Linked DNA regions of Mus musculus: region 2 is linked to region 1. A link is a loop called in an ENCODE intact Hi-C map of the cell type or tissue named here. Cell type or tissue: heart. All regions are shown on one strand. Links, peaks and the distances in the headings refer to the core of each region. The heading gives the core; the rest is flanking DNA.

Region 1 (9,931 bases), core at 1,033-9,032:
AGCCACCACACATACAGTCCACCAAGACTTTCATCCTTGTCTGTCTGTTACTGAAGGACCACAATGGTACCTGGAGTCTTTCCTTTGTGTTTTTAATATCAGGTGTTGGCATTTTCAAGCAACCTCTACCCCGTACTGCCCCAACCTTTCCTTGGATCTGTGCTCCCCTCTTCTGTGACTGTCCCCATGTCACATCCTTTGTCCCTCCCCCTTTCCTCAACATGTCTTCTGTCCCTGAACACTTAATGAGGAAGCAGTGAAGGGAGATAGTAGTTGCATTGGGGTATTTGCAAGCTGTCATTAACAAACTGGAGACTACAATGAGGGTGGGTTTTCCAGGTGTGACATCTTAGAACTCTGGCAGGAATTTGGGTGAGCAAGGTTTTTAAGGACAATGGTGGGGTGCTGTTAGAAATGGGCCCAAGACCCCAGGAAAACGACTACACAATCCAAAGTATGTCATGACAGCAAGGCATATATATATATATATATATATGTGTGTGTGTGTGTGTGTGTGTGTATTATTTCAAACTAAGCAGGCAAGTGCAGCTAGCAGGGTCCCTGTTCAGTCCTTCAAATTCAGCAACCTTGTGCCTGACTCCATGGTCAGTTGGCCCCCAAGTGTGGGGCTGACTCACTGTTGAGAAGAGGGGGCAACCCTGAAAACGTATTGTGATTTCATGAGGTCCTGACCCTGAGGGGACTTGAATTTCTGCCAAGAGGCTTCCTTACAATTCTTTAATAGAATTTTATCGAATTTAACCCTCTGATGGAAAAGACAGTCCATTTTGCTTACATTTCCCACCATAGGAGATATGAGACTGAAGAGCTGTCTTCAGGGGTATCCACATTTCCCCAGGTGTAAAATAACAGCAGGTCTAGATTCAGAACAATAAGACCCCTAACTAAAGTGCTTCCTCACACAGACACCAGACACAAGAAGTGTGAAAAGAACAGGCATGCGGAGTCAAACGTGCTCTGCAACAAACTCAAGAGGACGGGACCACTTCCCGTATCAGCTCGTAGCAAGGCAGAACAAGAGACATGTGCATGTCTTAGGTTTCTAAGCTAGAATTGCAGCTACTGTGCACATAGGCTTAGAGAATGCAGTCTATGTATATGGATATTGCCTGCTGCTAGGAACTGCTTCACTAGTGAATGCAGTGCTGGCAGCCCCCAAAAGAGCATCAGTTCCCCTGCAATTGGAGCTATACACAGTGGAAAGCTGCCTTGTGGGTGCTGGGAATTGAACCTGAGTCCTTTTTAAAAAAAGCAACCAAGCCAGGCGTGGTGGCACACGCCTTTAATCCCAGCACTCGGGAGGCAGAGGCAGGCGGATTTCTGAGTTCGAGGCCAGCCTGGTCTACAAAGTGAGTTCCAGGACAGCCAGAGCTACACAGAGAAACCCTGTCTCGAGAAAAAAAAAAAAAAAAAAAAGCAACCAGTAGGGTTGGAGAGATGGCACAGTGGTTAAGAGGACTGACTGCTCTTCCAAAGGTCCTGAGTTCAATCCCCAGCAACCACATGGTGGCTCACAACCATCTGTGATGGGATCCAATGCCCTCTTCTGTTGTGTCTGAAGACAGCTATAGTGAACCTTTGTAAATTAAATTTTAAAAATCTTAAAAATAAATCTTTAAAAACAAAAAGAATAGAAAAAGCAATCAGTGCACTTAACCATCTCTCCAGAGTGTTTGTTTGTTCACTTGGTTTTTTTTCGAGACAGGGTTTCTCTGTGTAGCCCTGGAACTCACTCTGTAGACCAGGCTAGCCTCGAACTCAGAAATCCGCCTACCTCTGCCTCCCGAGTGCTGGGATTAAAGGCATGTAACACTGCCGGGTTTAAGAGTATCTTTAAAAACAAATTTTATCAGTTTGGGGAGATCTGTCCTCTGCCTGTCTTTTTGTTGTAATCAGCCCACCAAAAGGCAGAGCTGAGGGCAGGGTTCTTTGATGGAATGGGAATGATCATCTCTTGCTAGTCAGGAAGATAACTCACAGGTGTTGGTGCAACACACTTGGTAAGCCAGCAAGTCTTCTATGCACACCACAATCAGAGGCTTGCTTTCTGCTGGGGATTGCTGCTTGCCATCCTTTACACGAGCCACCTGATGAGCAGGCTTTCCACTGTAGCCTACAATGGAAGTTAATCATGCAGCTTCAAGCCCAAGGAGGTTAAATGTGCAATTTGAAGCCCAAAGAGATGTTTTCTCCTTGTCTGACTACATCTACCATTAGGTGATAGTATGTATTTTTTTTCACAAAAATGTTTATATTGATTCTTTGGGATATTTATATCATCCATCCAGATCATACTCACTTCCCCGTTCTTCCATGTCTTCCCCACAGCCCTTGTGATTACACCCCAATTTAAAAAAAAATGCATTTGTGTTGTCTACATACTCACTAGAGCATGATCAGACATCCAGTGGGCAGACCCCTAAGGAAAGCTGGGTTCTTCTCCACTGTACACTCACCAAGGCATCAAAGGTAGAGAGCTGCACCTCAGTTTATCACAGGTTTTAAGAGTTCTCTTCGGCTGGAGAAATGCCTCGGTGGTTAGGAGTACGGACTGCTCTTCCAGAGGTCCTGAGTTCAATTCCCAGCAACCGCATGGTGGCCCACAACCATCTGTAATGGAATCTAATTCCCTCTTCTGGTGTGTCTGAAGGCAGCTACAGTGTACTCATAAAAAAAAAATAAATCAATCTTTTTTCAAAAAGAAGAGTTCTCTTTGGTGGCTTCCTTTTTAGGCTGTTACATGGGGGGTTGGGGTGGTGGTATCATCTACCATTAGGTGATAGTATGGGCTTCCATGCCCCTCTTTCTCAACTGCATCTGCAGTCATCATCACTGCCAAAGTAGCTTCCTTGATCTTTACAGTCAGCTGGAGCTCAGATCATGGCCTTCCTCGTGGTTTCTGGAAACAGCCAAGACCATGAACATGGCCACCTGCTGCACCAAGATCATGGACCCAGACAAAGCCCTTGAAGGCAGCATGGGTTCAGATATCACTGTGGCCTCTGGTGGCAGCAAAGGCCACTCAGATCAGTATGGCCTCTGTTGGCAGCACAGCCCACCAACATGGCTTCAGACCAGAGCATAGACTGCAGATATATGCATGGTATTTGGTGGTAATATGGGCCACGGACATCGACTCGACCCCACCGCATCAGGACCACACATAGCCTTCATGGGACCATGAGCCATGGTGGTGCCTCCATAGAGGTCCAATCCAGAGAGTGAACCGTTCCCCATCTTGGGCCTCTGCCATTTCCCAGAGCTAGGACAATCCCGTGGCCTGATAGTGTGTTTGGAGCTGGGGGATCAGCATCTGTCTACGCTGTGAGGTGCTGCACATCATCCCACCGACCCCACTATCCACCTCAGCCCTCTCTCTCAGCCTCTCCCTCTTCTCGGCTCTAGCTCTGCCTCTCCTCATAGCGCACAGTGCTCTGCTCTTCCGTCTTTCCCCATCACCACAGCACATTTGTTCATCTTAATGGCGTCTGCAGGCCCTGGGACAGCCTTTGCCCTGTCCAGCTTCTGCCTACCTGCCCTGGAATTATGCTTTTTGTCCTCAACTAACACATGACTTCATCAGTCTTGTTGTATAAACTGAGGGAAATAATGCATTCGACCAACAGGTGGCAGCCTTCCCTCTTCATCAGACTGCCCAGTCACACCAACCAGTTAAACCACTGGTGGTAGGTAGAGTGTCCTGAAGAATCATATATTTGCCCTTTCCTTCTGAAGAAAGAGTTTGTGTATCATGCCATCCTTCTCTTTATAAGTGACTCTAGTTTAAGGACTAGTAAATCAGTTTACTATTAAATAGTATATGGAAATAATGAATACTTTCAAAATATTGAAATAATGCTCAAATCTGGCCCTGTCTTCATGCCTGATTTGACACCTGCAGAGACATCTTCTCTTGTCTCAAAACAAAGCAAAACAAAACATAAACTTTCTTGAAGGTACATGAGAAAAATAAAACATGATTACGTAGAAAATTGGATGTGACGGTGTACGCCTGTAATCACAGTGTTCAGGAGATGGGGGAAGAAGGCTAGTAGTTTGAATGAGCCTCAGCTGCATAGCAAATGTGAACCAGCCTAGGCTACAAGAGACTGACTCTGGGATCAACACCACAAGCTGGGAACATATCCTTCACTTCTGACTACTCTGATATTAACACTAAGAGCACTGGCTACTCTTCCAGAGGACTTGAGTTCAACTCCCAACATTTATGTGAAGCTTAATAACTGTCTGTGACTCCAGGTCTCTCTTCTGGTCTCCACAAACACCAGGAATACACGTGGTACACAGACATGCAAGCAAGCAAAATAAAAAATAATTAAAAAAATTTAAATGTACGAGACCACACTTCTCCAATCCCACCAAAAAAGTCCTATCTATTCTCATTTAGACTTCTGTCTGTGAGTCCGGTGGCCACCATTTGGAACACAATAAGAACTTATCCTATCCCAGTTTTGGACTTCATCATACCAAGACCTTGGGTCTCATATTTAGAACAGATTGCTTCTTTCAGAACCATAGCTACATTAGTCATTTCAGACATGGTCTTTCCAGTCTATATTGCCTGTTTCCTATGGTGTCTAAATCCATAGGGTCCTGTCACCTTGCAGTCATGTGAAAGAAGGTGGAAAGTAAGGTAAATAGATGTATTGTTGGGAGGGTTAGGGAAGGAGAGGACTTAGGCTCAGTCTCTTTCAGTTCTCACAAGAGTAATCTGGTCCAGAGGGCCAAAGCATGCCCACGGGAGGGTTTAATCTCGATAACCAAAGAGTTGCACCTGGGTGTTGGGATCCTGTTGACTATTCCACCAGATCCCACATCCGCTCCCAGCTGTTGCCCAGCTCCAATGCATACCTGTGTCCACTGCAAGGGCCCTAGTACTCTCTTCTCTCCGTGATGAACATTTGATGCTCAAGACAGCTAAGTATTTCCCGCGTTTGTCTGACTTGGAAGAGGTTAGATTTGAGATGCTAGTTCACTTCGTTCATACAGGCTGCAATTACTGTGGACCTGTAGAGCGAATACACTGTAACAACTCTGTGCTAGGATTTGGGAGGCAAGAATTCAAGCTCTAGCCTTGGGTAGGTCCACTCAGTTCTCTCTAGACCGCAGATAGAACGCTCATAGTTCAGGCACCCTCCACCAGGTGGCTCTGAAGACCAGGAGAACTAACTGGGACGCTTTTGACAACAGAACATCAGAGAGACTGTCAACGTTACGCTAACAGCAGAACGAGGACTGGCAGATTTGTACTGGACTGCAGCAAGTTCAGGGAAGAAGTGATTTGAGCCAGATCTCTGATCTTGAGCAAACGTGTCTACTCAAAGAATAAATAGGTTTGGGGGGTCGGAGGGAGGCTGATTGAAGAGCAAAATATATACAATTCAAAGGCGCACAAGATACTAATGTTTCTAGAAAGAGAAGCCTAGGCTTCTAGGGTCTGGGTGATTCCCAGCATCTAGAGGGATACTTCGCCCAGCTCAGGTGAGTTTCTGGCCGCTGTCAGAAGCCTCACGCCCCGCCGCTTGGGCGCCATGACCACGCCCCCATCCTCGGCCCTGCCTCTCGGGAGACATAACCACGCCTCCACCTTCAGCCCTGCCTCTTGGGCACCCTGACCACACCCCCATCGTCAGCCCCGCCCCTCCCGGAGCCCGCCGCTGGAGCTGGCCTAACCCGCTGCTGAGGCGAAGCAGCCTAGTGCCCGCCGCCGTAGGGCGCCAGCGGAGCTCCGCGAGCCCCGCAAGTGGCGAAGTCCGGGTGAGCTAACCGTCCCGGCTCCTCAGAAACCGAAAGCAACTCAGGGTGGTGAGCCGGAGGCGTGTGTGGTAGCGGGCGAACTGAGGCGACGCGGGACACCCGCGCCCGGCCGAGGGCACTTTTGCAAGACTTGTGAGCACAGCCCGTTAACGTGAGCTTAATGCCAGGGTCTCGAGCCTGCGCCGGTGCTATAGCGCGTGCTCGATTGGAAACAGAACCCGACTCTGCAGAAGGTGAGTTCCAGATTTCAGCAGACCCGGGCGCCTAGAGGTGAGCACCCACCGCAGGTTGGACGGAGACAGTCCTCACACCACTGCTTGACCCCCTTGCCACCCAACTGTGAGGTGTTACAGTTCTGAGGACAGTTCTGAGGACTTTTGTTGCGGATCCCTCTGGGCCATTCTGGTTGGCTTCTTTCTTCCTCAGCCTCTCCACTCTGTCTGCTGACTTTCCATATTTGGCTATTTTACTTTCGTGAGAACTCTGTTTATCTCGCTGCGGCAGGCGCGGGGCTCGTCGGAGTCCAGTTGTGGGCTAAGGTCTGTAAAATGAGGAGAGACTCCCTTCTCCCCAATCCTCTCCATGGCCTGTGAAAAAAGGCATCCAGCTTGTTGCAATAAACATCGGGCATAGGTGCTGTGTGAAAACTAGATTAGGGCCAAAGAGGACGGTTCCCTTTTCCAGGAATATACACATTTTTTAAAAGTCTTAGGGAATACTTAAAATGCAAAGAAATTGGTTAAAGCATTTCTGAGAATAGAACTTCCTGGGTGTGTGAGAGATAATTTTAGACAGCAAACGTCTGGGTTAACGAGTCCTCCCCAATCCAGAGATCCTAACATAACTGAGAGTCTGGATAAAAACCTGACACCTTGGACAACTGATTTAAACAGAAAAGGCAGAAATTACAGATGGAAAGATGGATGGGAGATGAAGGTGGGAAAGGTAGTGAGTTCAGGAAATGGGTTGTCTCCAGACTCTGGACTGTAGTCTCCCTGGTCTCTTGTAGGGCTAGCTGTGGAAAGGGGCCACAACAGAGAAGGGTGACGTTCTCAGGGTCCCTGGCTAAGGCCGGTGGTGTGGGACAAGGATGGCCGACGTCAGTGGAGAACCCACTGGATGTGGGTGGATGACATAGGGGCCCAGCCACTGGGAGTAAGAGCTTTCCTTTTTGGGGTATCTCAGGGTGACTTGCAAAGTTGGGGAGCCAAAGCCTCTGAGTCAGTCCTGTTAGACTAGGGGGAGAAACAGCCTTATGTAGTTACAATCCCCACTTTCCTGAGGGGGGCCTTGAAGAAAAAAGAGCCACTAAACGTGAAGCTGCCCCTTATGGTCCATTTGCTCCTCACTCAATGTCATGTGCTCTCATTTTGTCCCCCACGACACCCTTGTGAGTCAGGGTAGCTTTGCACATCCCCCAGATGTCGAGGGGAAGCACCTAGTGTCAACTCAGTCCTGAGCTCTGCTGCTGGGCCAGGCGGGGGACTCTGAGGTTTCTGCTTCAGGACTGTCAGCTTGGTTCCTCAGAGAGCCACAACTGCCTACCTCCCCTTTAGTCTGAGGGGTCAGCAAAAGGACCCAGATTCCCCTAAGTGCCTGGAGCATCTGTTCCAGCAATGTGGGTAAAGTTCTGCTGGAAACTGCCCCTGACGTTGTATGAACCAATGCCACACTGTCCACGCAGCCAGCCAAGTGACTGGGGAAGGATCTGTGTCTGATTTTGTGGTAGCCTGGAATCTGGCATTGGTTAGCCTAAAAAGATGTTGGCTGAACTGCACTCCGTTTATTTGGGGTGTGCCTCCCAGTTACTGAGGGCGGGTGTTAGTAAGAGTTGATTAGATCCCAGGAATCAGATTAAGATGCAGGTTATAAATAACCTATCACATTACACTAGCTTCTCTTTCCCAGAGAGAAGGGAGAGGTCCCACATGATTTCAAGCTAGAACTCAGAAAACCTCATAGCAGGGAATGGGCAGCAGCCAAGCCTGAGCCTTCTGAGGCAACTCCTATGTTCTTTCCAGTATATGTTGAGTAGAGGAAGCCAAGACTCTCTGGACAGATGTGAGAACCAGTGAGGAGTTGGCCCCTGGCCGAAGTTTTAAAGACTTAACAAACCAGAAGAAGAGGACACCGGAACAGATGCAGTCTCTAAGTGCTTTCTCCACCTGGGTTGCAGCTCTTCCAGGGTTCTTCTGGGCAGGAGCTAGTGCTCCTGAAGAGACTGGTCAGAATGGGAGGGGTGACAGGTGTAATATCTACCAGCATGAGAGACAGGGAAAGGTGAATCACTCTATAAGACAGAAACAAAATGCCAAGGGCTGGGCACCTGCTGCCACCACCCAAGGATTGGGCCAGCATTGGTGTATTGCTTTGCTGAGATAAAAGTACTTAAGGAATTCCTATGTGTGGTCTCTGGCAAGCCCTGTCTTATGAGGAAGTGGAATAGTAGCAGACCTCGAAATAAAAGTGAAAATACTCGTTAGTCCTGACAGAAACTCTAGTCCCCAGCATATTTTGCATATTAGTATCTGCAGGCAGCTGGCTGTGATGCTCTAGCAAATGCAGTGTGCACGTGTGCTGCTGTGCCCTGTACCCAGATGTGCAGGTTGGTCCTCCACGTCAGGGACAGCCCAGAGAGCAACTCTCATTTCAGCAGCCTGGTCCAAGTCAGTGTCTCTCCTCAGCAATCCAAAACACCTCTGGAATCTCCCCACAGCCTTTTCTTCCCTTAAGGCCAAGCTGCACTCCTCCCAACCCAGTCAGAAACCTCCACCCCCATGAACAACCTACTGTGTGTCTTCTTCCTGAGGTGCTCCCCCTGCTCCTCCCCTGCTCCTTGGTCTCAGCTGTCTGCACTCTGCCATTGACCTAACCCTAACCCTGACCTGGGAAGCCCTGTGTTTCCCAGAGTTTCTCCCAGGTTCCCTAGAAGCCTCTGGAAAGAGATTTCTGCACTTTGGGCTTCTGCCTCACTGGGTTCCCTGCACCTGCTGTGCTGCTCTGAGGCTTAACAGGGCTCCTGAGGTCTGACAATCCTCTGTCGCCAGCCAGCAGGCGCCATGCAGCTGTCCTCTAGCCTGTCCATCAGCCACCTCCTTGGACCCTGTCCTGTCCCCACTGGCGTTCCCCAGTGTGGCCTAATTCCTCCCATCCTCCTCCTGCCTTGGAGGTGCCAATGTGGCTGCGTCTGGACGCCAGTTTTGACCCTAGACTCCTGTCCTGGAGTTCTTTCACTCTAAGGCTTAAACTACATTCTAAAGGAAAGACACTTGGCTTCTGTAATATTAGCCACCTTGATTGGCTGTGGTATCTCAAGAGCTCCCAGGACACCCTTGTCACTCACATCAGCCACTCCAGCCTCCCAGTTCTCCCAGCTATTGCAAAGTCCACTGCTGTCTCCCTGTTCTTGTCAGCTCCTAACTAGGCTCGGAGTCTCTTTCCTGGACAGCCTGAAGCACTCATTTACTCTCTTCAGGTCCAGGTTTGACTGTCTTGGTTTTTTTCTTTCCACACTGCTGCAGAGGGTCTTCTTAAGACTTAGCCTGGTTAACACCCATTTCTTTCACTGTGTCAGAGTGTAAGAATGTGGGCTGCGTGACCTGATGAGCTTGGATTCAAATCTGGATTTCATTCTTTTATTTTTGAGACAAAAATCTCACTACATAGTTCGGGCTGCCCTTGAACTCACAATGTAGCCCAGGCTGGCCCATAACTTAACGGTAACCTTCCTGCTTCAACCCGCTAAGTGCTGGTATTGAGGGCACTTGGTACCCTAGCATAAGAAGCAATCACATATGGAGTTTTGACTTTCTGGGTGTGATATGTGATTAAGGCAAGTTGCCTAATTCTCATGAGCATCTGTGGTCCTGACTGGCTCAAAGAGGTGGTGCTATCTCCCGCCTGGGGTGGCTAGACAGGTAAGATGAGCCAATATCCGCACCAAGCCCGTACCTGAGAACTCAGGGAGACTGTGTGTTTAACAAGGCTAGAGCTGGGAGACCTCTGGGGCCTTGAGGAATGCATTCCTGACCTAAAGGCATTCAGGTTTAAGTAAAAACAGACACAGACTGGCAGATGAGCTTCCATGTGCCAGGGTAGACCAGAAACCATGTCATCCTATGCCGTTGCTTCT
Region 2 (9,931 bases), core at 1,088-9,087, 97 kb after region 1:
CAGCACTTCGTCCCATTTGCTCTGTTTCTGGCACCCTTGTCTCTTCTGGGTGTGGCCAAGGACCACCAGAGAGAATACCGCATGTGTGTGGCCCTCTGCAGCTGACAGTAACACTGTCTCGTACATGAGTATATCTATACCCATGCTGGTAAATGCAACGTTTATACCATACTTCCATGGTATGTGTGTAAAATCATTAATTCCCTTTGGGAAGGGCATGCCTTAAACATCACTCGATGAATCCTGAATGTTAACTAACCACAAATGGACCCCTAACAAATAAAAGTTCTCTCATGACCAGATTTGTAGTGATTTAAAGACATATAACATGGGCAATGTGTTTGAAATGTGTATTGTTCCAGGAAATCTAGGCCATAGAAGCTTTATTCTTCTTCACCACAGCATATACATATATACATACATGTATGCACCTGTTCTACATGTGCTGGGCACGTATGTGCAGATGTGTGTGCACATATGTATATGTATGTGTTAGTATGTCTAGGAAAAAAAAAGGAACCTATCACACTATTAGTTCTGACATTTTCCTAAACAGAGAGCAATAGGGTGGAATTAAGACTATATGGGCAAGGCAGACAGATTAATATCCTCCATGTGAAAGATCCATAGAGTGTGTAGGCTCTGCCTGCTCCTGCCCAATCTTGACCTCCTTACAGAAAGGAAACTTTCTTCTGAGGGAAGCAAGGCTAAGGCAAGAGGGCCACAAAGTGCATGTGAATACATGGAGGGGAGACTTTAGACACATCGGGGAAAGCTCAGAAATTCACCAGAGGAGTCCAGCCTGGAAAGGAAGAAGAAGATGGCAGCTGCTGACTCTGCCATGTCCACTGAACCCCCTCTCTGGACACTGCCACTTCCATTTCATGAGTGGATCATTCTATGTGAAATGTTTGTGTTAAAATTCAGTCAACACGCTACAAATCCGATGTCTCGTTTCCAAGACATATTCTCTTTTTTGTACCGCAAGGCTCTCACCAGTCACACGGACAAGTCAGCTTGGCTGGAAGCGCAGGTGCGGCAGCTGCTACAAATAGTTAACCAGCAGCCAAGTCGACTTGATCTGAGGTCTTTGGTGGATGCGGTTGACAGCGTGAAACAGAGGATCACCCAGCTGGAAGCCAGTGACCAGAGATTAGGTACGTGTGTGTGTGTGTGTGTGTGTGTGTGTGTGTGTGTGTGTATGAAGCAGTCGGGTTCCCTCTCATGGCTTCCCTGTCTGTGTGCATTTGTGGTAGAAGCTAACAAGTCACAACCAGCTTTCTGGGTTGCCCAGTGGCTGAATCCTGTTTGTGAAGCAGCATGAGATTCTAGCTGCCTCAGAAAATGAGGGTCTCCACCATGTGTGTGGAGTCAGACGAGACTGAAATGGCCCAGGCAGTCCCAAGAGCTGGGAGTGGTAATCATTAAGAACAAGGGAGAGAGGTGATGGGTGTCTTAGGCTTTGGTGCACTGGGGCCAGTGAGATTGCTTAGCAGGTGATTTGCTATGCAATCGAGATGACCAGTGTATCAGTGGCTTCTCTGTTGCTGTGACAAAGCACCATGACCAAGGTAACTTGTAGGAGGAAGTGTTATTTGGGCTTATGATTGCAGAGAAATAAGAATTTACCACCATCTCATAGAGAAACAGCAGGCAGGCAGGCATGGCACTGGAGCAGCTGCTGAAACCCCAAGCCCAGTGACACACCTCCTCCAACAAGACCACACCTCCTCCAACTAGACCACACTTCCTCCAACAAGACCACACCTCCTCCAACAAGACCACACCTCCTCCAGCAAGACCACACCTCCTCCAACAAGACCACACCTCCAACAAGACCACACCTCCTCCAATAAGACCACACCTCCTAATCCTCCCCAAACAACCCACCAACTGGGGACCAAGTATTCCAATGCTTAGGACTTAGGACACACAACTCATTGAAACTATAACACCCAGAGTTTGATCTCTGGAACCCACACAGTGGAGAGAAAGAACCAACTATTGAAAGTTGTTCTATGACCTTCACATGTATACTATGGTGTACATGCCTTCACTTACACACACACACACACACACACACACACGCACGCACGCACGCACGCACGCACGCACGCACCACCAACAGTAACAACAATAACAATAATAATAAGACTTTATAAAGATATTTATTTATTTGTTTTATGTATGTGAGTACACTGTTGCTCTCTTCAGACACACCAGAAGAGGGAATCAGATCTGATTACAGATGGTTGTGAGCCACCATGTGGTTCCTGGGATTTGAACTCAGGGCCTCTAGAAGAGCAGTCAGTGCTCTTAACTGCTGAGCCATCTCTCCAGCCCCCATAATAAGTCTTTTAAATGTAAAATTCATTATAGGAGTTGGGGAGATGGCTCAGTAGATAACACACTTGCTGCACACATGACCTAGAATTTGGATCCTTGTAGCCATGTGATTGCTGAGTGGACTGGAGGGCTACCTGTGGTCCTAGCACTCTGGAGGCTGACACAGGATCTCCAGGACAAGCTAGCCAGAATATCAGGGTTTAATTCAGTGAGAGAACTACATCAAAAGACTGAAATACTACTGGGGAAGACACTCAGTATCAACCTCTGGCCTCTGTATGCCACAAGCACCTCACAGCCAAACACATGCAAGTATGCACAGACACTTACATCACAAGCACACTCGTGTGCATGCATGCACACACACACAAACACACACAGTTAGACGGGCACAAGGCTCAGCATGAGAATTCACTCGAGGTGAATGTCCAATGTGTCTTATACTCAGGCAAGCTGAGAGTGAAGAGGGAGGATACATCCATGTCTGCTTGGCGTCAGCTTACCACGATTGAGTTAATGTTAGCAATGCATGTAGTAGTTCACAGGTAGTGCTCAGATGACAGGCCCGAGCTGCAGCCTCCTGTCCTGTGTTTCCTTCCAGTTCTTTTAGAGGGGGAGACCAGCAAGCACGACGCACACATTAATATCCACAAAGCACAGCTGAATAAGAACGAAGAGCGGTTTAAGCAGCTGGAGGGCGCCTGCTACAGTGGCAAGCTCATCTGGAAGGTGACAGATTACAGGGTGAAGAAGAGGGAGGCCGTGGAGGGGCACACAGTGTCCGTCTTCAGCCAGCCTTTCTACACCAGCCGCTGCGGCTACCGGCTCTGTGCCAGGGCGTACCTGAACGGGGACGGGTCGGGGAAGGGAACGCACCTGTCCCTGTACTTTGTGGTGATGCGCGGTGAGTTTGACTCGCTGCTGCAGTGGCCGTTCAGGCAGAGGGTGACCCTGATGCTTTTGGACCAGAGCGGCAAGAAGAACCATATTGTGGAGACCTTCAAAGCTGACCCCAACAGCAGCAGCTTCAAAAGGCCAGATGGCGAGATGAACATTGCCTCTGGCTGTCCCCGCTTTGTGTCGCACTCTACTCTGGAGAACTCCAAGAACACCTACATTAAAGACGACACACTGTTCTTGAAAGTGGCCGTGGATTTAACTGACTTGGAGGATCTGTAGTGTTACCTGATAAGGAAACTTCTCAGCACAGGAAAAGGTGTGGCTGTCCCTTGGGCGCAGCCCTCTGGACTGAGCAGGCTCTTGTTCTTGTCTTCCTGCCTCCGATGTCTGATGTGTCATCTTTTTATCTTGGATCCTTCCCTGGTTTGAAACTTTAAACTCTTGAAATATTGCTGTTATTTATATTTTTGTATCTTCCAAAAAATTATAATAATTTGACAACAAGGCCTGGGGCTCCTCTCTCTCACTGAAGTCTGGGAAGTGTTTTCAGGGAGTCCAGTGCTCAACGGGACTGATACAGGGGCAGAATTCCCACTGACACTCGTTGTCATTTATCAGCTGACTCAGTGCTTCCACACCTGAGCCTAGGCCTGCAGCAGCCATCTTGTAAGAGACAGGCAGGCTGTGCCAGTCAAGTGTGGGCAGTGTAGCTACATATGCTGCATTTGGACCACAGATCTTCAGGGAGATGCCAACCGCTTGGAAATCGCATCGCCCTTTTGTGTTTTATACAGGATCCACTAGCTGCATGTAAGCACAGTTTGCCAAGTTGTATAACAGCTAGGAAATGGGTCGGCTCTTCGTCCTTCTCCACTAACACAATGGGTGCCAAGGAGTGGATGTTTAGTGAACCGAAAGTTCAGAGTTCATTAGGTTTGACCAGGTGAGAAGTATTTTCTTAGGTAAAATTGTCAACTATACCAGTTCACACAACTCAGCCAGGTGACCTTTGCATGGCAGTGGGTGTGAGGATGAGCAAATTTGTTATGACAGAGAAAAATATGAGAAAAGGACAAAAGGGGAACCTGTTCACCATGGATAGCAGCTGTCTGAACCCTTCTGTTCTTCTGGAAGAACTTTTAAATTCATATGCTGACCAAAAAATGAGCATTTGTAGAAACTTGCGGAGTTTCCTGTCAACATTTTGAGTGCTCTGAGAGCAGAAATGACCGGGTTCTTGTAGATCTGTCTTTGCAGTGGTTCTCAACCTGTGAGTTACGACCCCTTTGGGGGTCAAATGATCCTTTCTCGGGGGTTGCCTGAGACCATCAGAAATCACAGATATTTGCATTACCATTCATAACAGTAGCAGAATTACAGTTATGAAGTAGCAACAAAAATTATCTTATGGTTAGGGGTCACCACAACATGAGGGGCTGCGTTAAAGGGTCACAGCCTTGGGAAGGTTGAGACCCGCTGGTCTTTTGGGTCTGTCTGTCCCTTCAGCTCAGTAAGCCTCAGACTGATCTGCCCTCCTGCCCTGACTGAAAATGGGATCCGTGCCATCCTCCACTGCTCATGTAACATTGGCTCCTAAGCACGGAAGGACAAGTGTCCTGGGACAAGGGTCACGTTAGAGGCACAGGGGAGGCTATGCTCTTGTAGATGGCGCTTAACCTGTGTAAGAGACAGAACCTGGGCTGCAGAGATGGCTCAGTGGCTAAGGGTGCTTGCCGCTCTTCCAGAGAATCTGAATTCAGTTCACAGTGCCCATGTCAGGTGGCACTCCAGCTCCGACATCTGATGTCCTCTCTCTGGCCTCTGTGGGCATCTGCACACACCTTCACATAGATGCTCACAGATAGACAACCATAAATGAATCTTAAAAGTAAAACATGGGGCTCAAGAGATGATTCAGCAGTCAAGACTGCCGGCTGCTCTTTCAGAGGACACAATTTCAATTTCTAGCACTCACTCGGAAGGCTCACAACCACCTGTAACTCAAATTCCAAGGGATTCGGTGCCCTCTTCTGGCCTCTGTGGGTACTGCATCCATGTTTGCAGACATGCATGCAGGCAAAGCACCCAGCCACACAAAATAAAATACTGCTTTTAAGTAGAAACTGCTTACCTGACTAGCCTCTGTGAGTCCAACAATCCTCTTAATCTCTTCTGTGATCAGTGAAGATTCTAGAGCCACGCCACAGGACTTGTCCCAAAGGATGGAAGTTGAAAAAGCAGATGTAGCATAGAAATACACTGTACCTTTGCTGGTGAGCAGTGATGGCCATGTACTTAGAGTAATCTAGGAGTCCAGTCTCTAGCCCACAGGCCAGACTGGGGGGGGTTCTGTGGTTTGTTCACTATTTCATGTCTGTCTGTATGTATGTGTATATACATACATATATATACATATATATGTATATATACGTGTGTGTGTGTGTATAGTGTGTGTGTGTGTATAGTGTGTGTGTGTATAGTGTGTGTGTGTATGTGTGGTGTGTATGTGTGGCATCTCCCTTCATCAGTGGTCGATTCCATTGATCCATTACTAACGGCATTATGGGTGGTAATGAGACCCAGCTGGAGGAAGTGGGTCGCTGGGCTATGCCTTTGAAGGGCATGTCTTGTCCCTCGCCTCTTCACCTGCCCCTCCCTCCACTTTCTCAGATCTAAATGCCCTTCCACCATAACACTCTGCCTCACCACAGGCCCAAGTCCGTGAAGCCGAGAGAGCATGGAGCTTCTGAGGCTGTGAGCTGAGCTGAGTTCTCCATCCTGAGCTGTGGTTCTGGGGTACTGTGTCCTGGGATGGAAAAGCAAACAAGCACCGCCTCTAATTCACTTTCCATCCCATGCAGCCACACCCGTGTGTTGTGTTTTCCAAGATGTGCTTGCAAAAAAGCATCCTAAAAATATTCTTATCTTGGGCCCAGCACCTTGACCAGGCAGCACAGTGGAGCTAGCTCTGGAGGCGTAGGTGTGGGTGAGCAGGCCTAAGGGCATGAGAGCAGGAAAGCTGCGGCTGCCTCCTGTCGATGGCAGCACTGGGTGGACTAGCCAGAGCAGTGCTCAGAGCTTGTGTTGCAGTACAGATAAGGGAGAGCCAGTCAGCGCACTGACCAGCTCAGGGGCCACCCAGATATCATCTGCAAATTGCTGGGATACATTGAAAAGGCCAGTCTTACTGATTCAGAGCTGCAGGATCTCCATGACACAGATCAGCAACAGAAGTAATCCTAATGAGGAGCCAATATTGATGGGGTCACAGAAGCCAGAGACCCCCCCGAACCAGGCCAGTGATTCATTGCAATGAACATTTGCAGATGAGGAGGGATATACACTGTGGGACACACTGTTACTCGCTACAGTTCCACGATGAGATGTTTTCTAGCTTTGTTCTCTCTCTCTGTCTCTCTCTGTCTCTGTCTCTCTCTCTGTCTCTCTCTGTCTCTGTCTCTCTCTGTCTCTGTCTCTCTGTGTGTGTGTGTGTGTGTGTGTGTGTGTGTGTGTGTGTATTTTGTTGGGGGAGGTTGCAAGGAAGAAAGGTAGACATGAGGGAAGGAGAGAGGAACAGGACTGGGTGCGTGAGGTGAAACTTAAATCAATAAAAGGTTTTTTTTTTTTTTTTAAGAATAATAGGAATAAAAGAAAGAGTTGAATCACAGAGAAAACCTGTTTCCACTCTCTTCTCATTTAGAGACACAACACTACAATCCATCAAAGGCGGGTAATGAGAAATGAATTAGTTTTTATTTTATTTTATTTTATTTTATTTTATTGTGAGGTCAGGGAGGGAACCCAGGCCCTTACTCATGGTGGACAGTCATCCCACTGCTGATCTTCAGCCCAGCCTGTGTCCATGTCCGGTGCCTTCCTCCATAGCATGGCTGAATTTCACCATGTTAGCGTTCATCCTGTACCCAACAATGCATGCTACTTCAAAGTTTATTTGACAAATCAGTTTTTAGATAATCATCTCTCTGTGTGTATGTGTGTATGTTTCTATGCACAAGTACACATGTGTACATGTGTCTAGAAATTAGCTCCTGCTGCATTTTAAATAGTAATGTGCGTTGTACTAAATCAACATTGCGAGATCTAAAGGTGCTAACCTTGAAATAAAAACACTTGCTAAAAGTTTTTGTCAACAGTTAAAAGAAAACTAACAATTTTTTTAAGATTATAAAAAACTTTCTTTAATCAAGGCTTGTAACATGGAAGAGATCTGTCAGACAAAATGCAAAGTTTCCAATACATTGAAACATAAATCCATAAGTCATCATAAATATAATACCCAATAGTAAAAAACACATCAGCAAATTCACACCATCCTTGTAACAGCCATGATCTAGATTTCACATGCTTCTGCCAAATGACTAATATGGCCTGCTGGATCCCGAGCACACGGGGGCTTTGAGGTCACACTCATCTGACAGGGCTGTGGCACTGGTGGCTCAACTCCAGAAGCAAAGCAGATACCAGCACATTCAAACAGTGTATCCTTTACATATCAAAGTGAGAAATAAGAAAGCGACATGATCACAAGATCAGAAAGATGGTAGGGAGTGAGGACAGCTGTGGAAAGCTCGAGGCCGGAAGGCGGTTCGCTGGCTTCATTTCTTTGGCTTCTTGGGCAGTGGCCACCGGAACAGTGAGGTTCTGGTTCATGGATCATATAGTGGAGCCATCCCTGACTCTGCTGAACACCGAGCTTCCTCCATTCAGATTCAGACATCAGATGGGTTTTAGGGACCAGCTTGGCTATGTCCTTGGGCAACATGACATGCCGGTACTCGAACTCCTCGTCGTCGTATATGTCCGAATAGTAGATTTGTTTGTGGGACATGATTGCTCTGTCGGAGGGCGCTCAGTCCCGCGCCGAAAACTAACAATTTTTTAAAGGCTTCTAAATATTAACAAATGTTAACAACCGTTTATATTCCTGAGGAAAGTGTTCACAAGCCCACAGAGGCTGAGTTTTCTATCATGTTCTGTCCTGTTGTCCTGCTCAAGTCCAGCCATGGTTTCTCCGCTGAAACAAACACAGCAGTCCCAAAACACGCACTTCCTGTCCTGGCTGGAATTTGACTGGGGAGGTGGAGAGGAGATGGGATCTGGACAAGACCGACCGGAAGGAAGAGGACATTCTGGGCACAAGCTCTTCCTCTCCTGAGCTTCTGGTCCTGCTCGGGCCAGGCACCCCTGCTAGATCCCCACCAGGCACCCAGGCTTCAGAACACAGGGCAAAAGCTGTCACATGCAGAAAGAAAACAGAGCCTCCCAGCAAAGCTGTGAGGGGAGGTAGGGAGATTCAGCCAGCTGTGACACTGCCAAGGACAGAGTTGCCTGTTGTCATGGAGATGTGCCCATAAGAACTTCTGACTGGGCCTTATAGGTCACAGCACCTCAGGGTCCTCTCAGGAACTGACAGGCCCATGCTTCTGGCCGGGCTAGGGCTCCTCCTCCTGCTGCACCCCTCTATGCACTGTGCCCACTCAGAAGGACAAAGCATCCACTGTGCTCCTCACCCAGGGACTCAGCCAGCTCCCCCCTCACCCCTTCTCCTGCCTCCATGTGTGAGAGCCTTTGGTGCAGGAACTTGGGTGTAAACCCAAGTCTCTTCCAGACACACAGTAAGCACTTTACAAATGCAGTGAGAATGTGATGAGAATGTGGATTCTCTAGGGTGAGAATGTGGATCTCAACCTAGAGTTTTCCCAGAGCAGAGGCAGAGGAAGGAGTCTGATGTACCTGTACCACTGCTAAGATTGCTAGTTCTAAGCGAGGGTCCGTGTCTGATTTCAGTTTATATCTCACAAGTTATGACTGACACATAGCAGGTGGGCAACACGGTTTATTTCACTTACTACGCTGGCTACTTTTATGTCAACTTGACACAAGCTAGAATTATCTGAAAGGATGGGGCCTCAAGTGAGAAAAAGCCTCCATAAGATCAGGCACGTTTTTCTTAATTAGCGATTGATGGGGGAGGGCCCAACCATTGTGAGTGGTGCCATCCCTAGGCTGGTGGTCCTGGGTTCTATAAGAAAGCAGGTTGAGCAAGCCATGGGGAGCAAGACAGTAAGCAACACCCCTCCATGGCGTCTGCACCAGCTCCTGTCTCCAGGTTTCTGCCCTGTTTGAGTTCCTGTTCTGACTCTCTTCAACGTTGAACAATAATATGGAAGTGTAACCCGAATAAAACCTCTTCTCCCAACTTGCATTTTGGTCATGGTGTTTCATCGCAGCAATGGAAACCCTAAGACAGTGTCCACCGGGAGATGAGTCAGGAGTGGGGCTACCTGAGTGTTCCTCCAAATGAGATGAAGCTAAGTGCTTGTTGCTCAGGAGGCTCTTGGAGGGTTATCTGAGAACACAATGACAAGTGAGGGTGACTCTGTCTGGGTCACTGTGCCCCTTATTTTGATAGTGCCTTTCTTCTCACTGCTGCACTTGATAGATGCATCTACTTGACATGTGACCCGCCACAGAGAGGCAGAGGAACCCGGACTACAGCTCTGCACCTGTGATCAGTCCTGACGGGCGTGCACATAGCAGTGGAAACACCCACACCCCTAGGCTCTTTTCCATCTCACTCCAGCACATCTCAGCACAAGCGATTGCTCATGTGCGAGAGGCAGGAACCCCCGAGGAGAGCCCTGTGTGTATCATCACCCCTGAA

The links. A loop is a pair of places that touch in the nucleus more often than their neighbours do. Peaks named below come from ENCODE experiments on the same cell type or tissue, not always from the same donor. Only the 100,000 strongest peaks of a DNase experiment are listed, where the experiment ranks them.
Region 2: a loop joins it to region 1, with 9 times the contacts of the local background. A loop is called at or near these places in 4 of 42 quality-filtered maps.

What each region holds. Positions count from the first base shown.
Region 1 is chr1:192,088,357-192,098,287 of GRCm38, reverse strand. Traf5 (TNF receptor-associated factor 5) reads left to right here and starts at 5,689. Exons shown (of 14, transcript NM_011633.2): 1 at 5,689-6,032. In heart, for the core only: CTCF peaks have their summits at 3,442, 3,643 (motif pointing right) and 5,175 (motif pointing right); DNase peaks (open chromatin) are centred at 5,187, 5,677, 6,937, 7,947 and 3 weaker places; H3K4me3 peaks cover 2,112 bases; H3K27ac peaks cover 1,291 bases; H3K27me3 peaks cover 1,438 bases.
Region 2 is chr1:191,991,024-192,000,954 of GRCm38, reverse strand. Traf5 (TNF receptor-associated factor 5) reads left to right here. Exons shown (of 14, transcript NM_011633.2): 13 at 987-1,157; 14 at 2,948-3,752. The coding sequence ends at 3,525. It overlaps Mir3473c (microRNA 3473c), which reads left to right and starts at 2,321; the gene lies at 2,321-2,401. It also overlaps the pseudogene Gm32460. In heart, for the core only: a CTCF peak has its summit at 5,278 (motif pointing left); DNase peaks (open chromatin) are centred at 3,194 and 8,536; H3K27ac peaks cover 802 bases.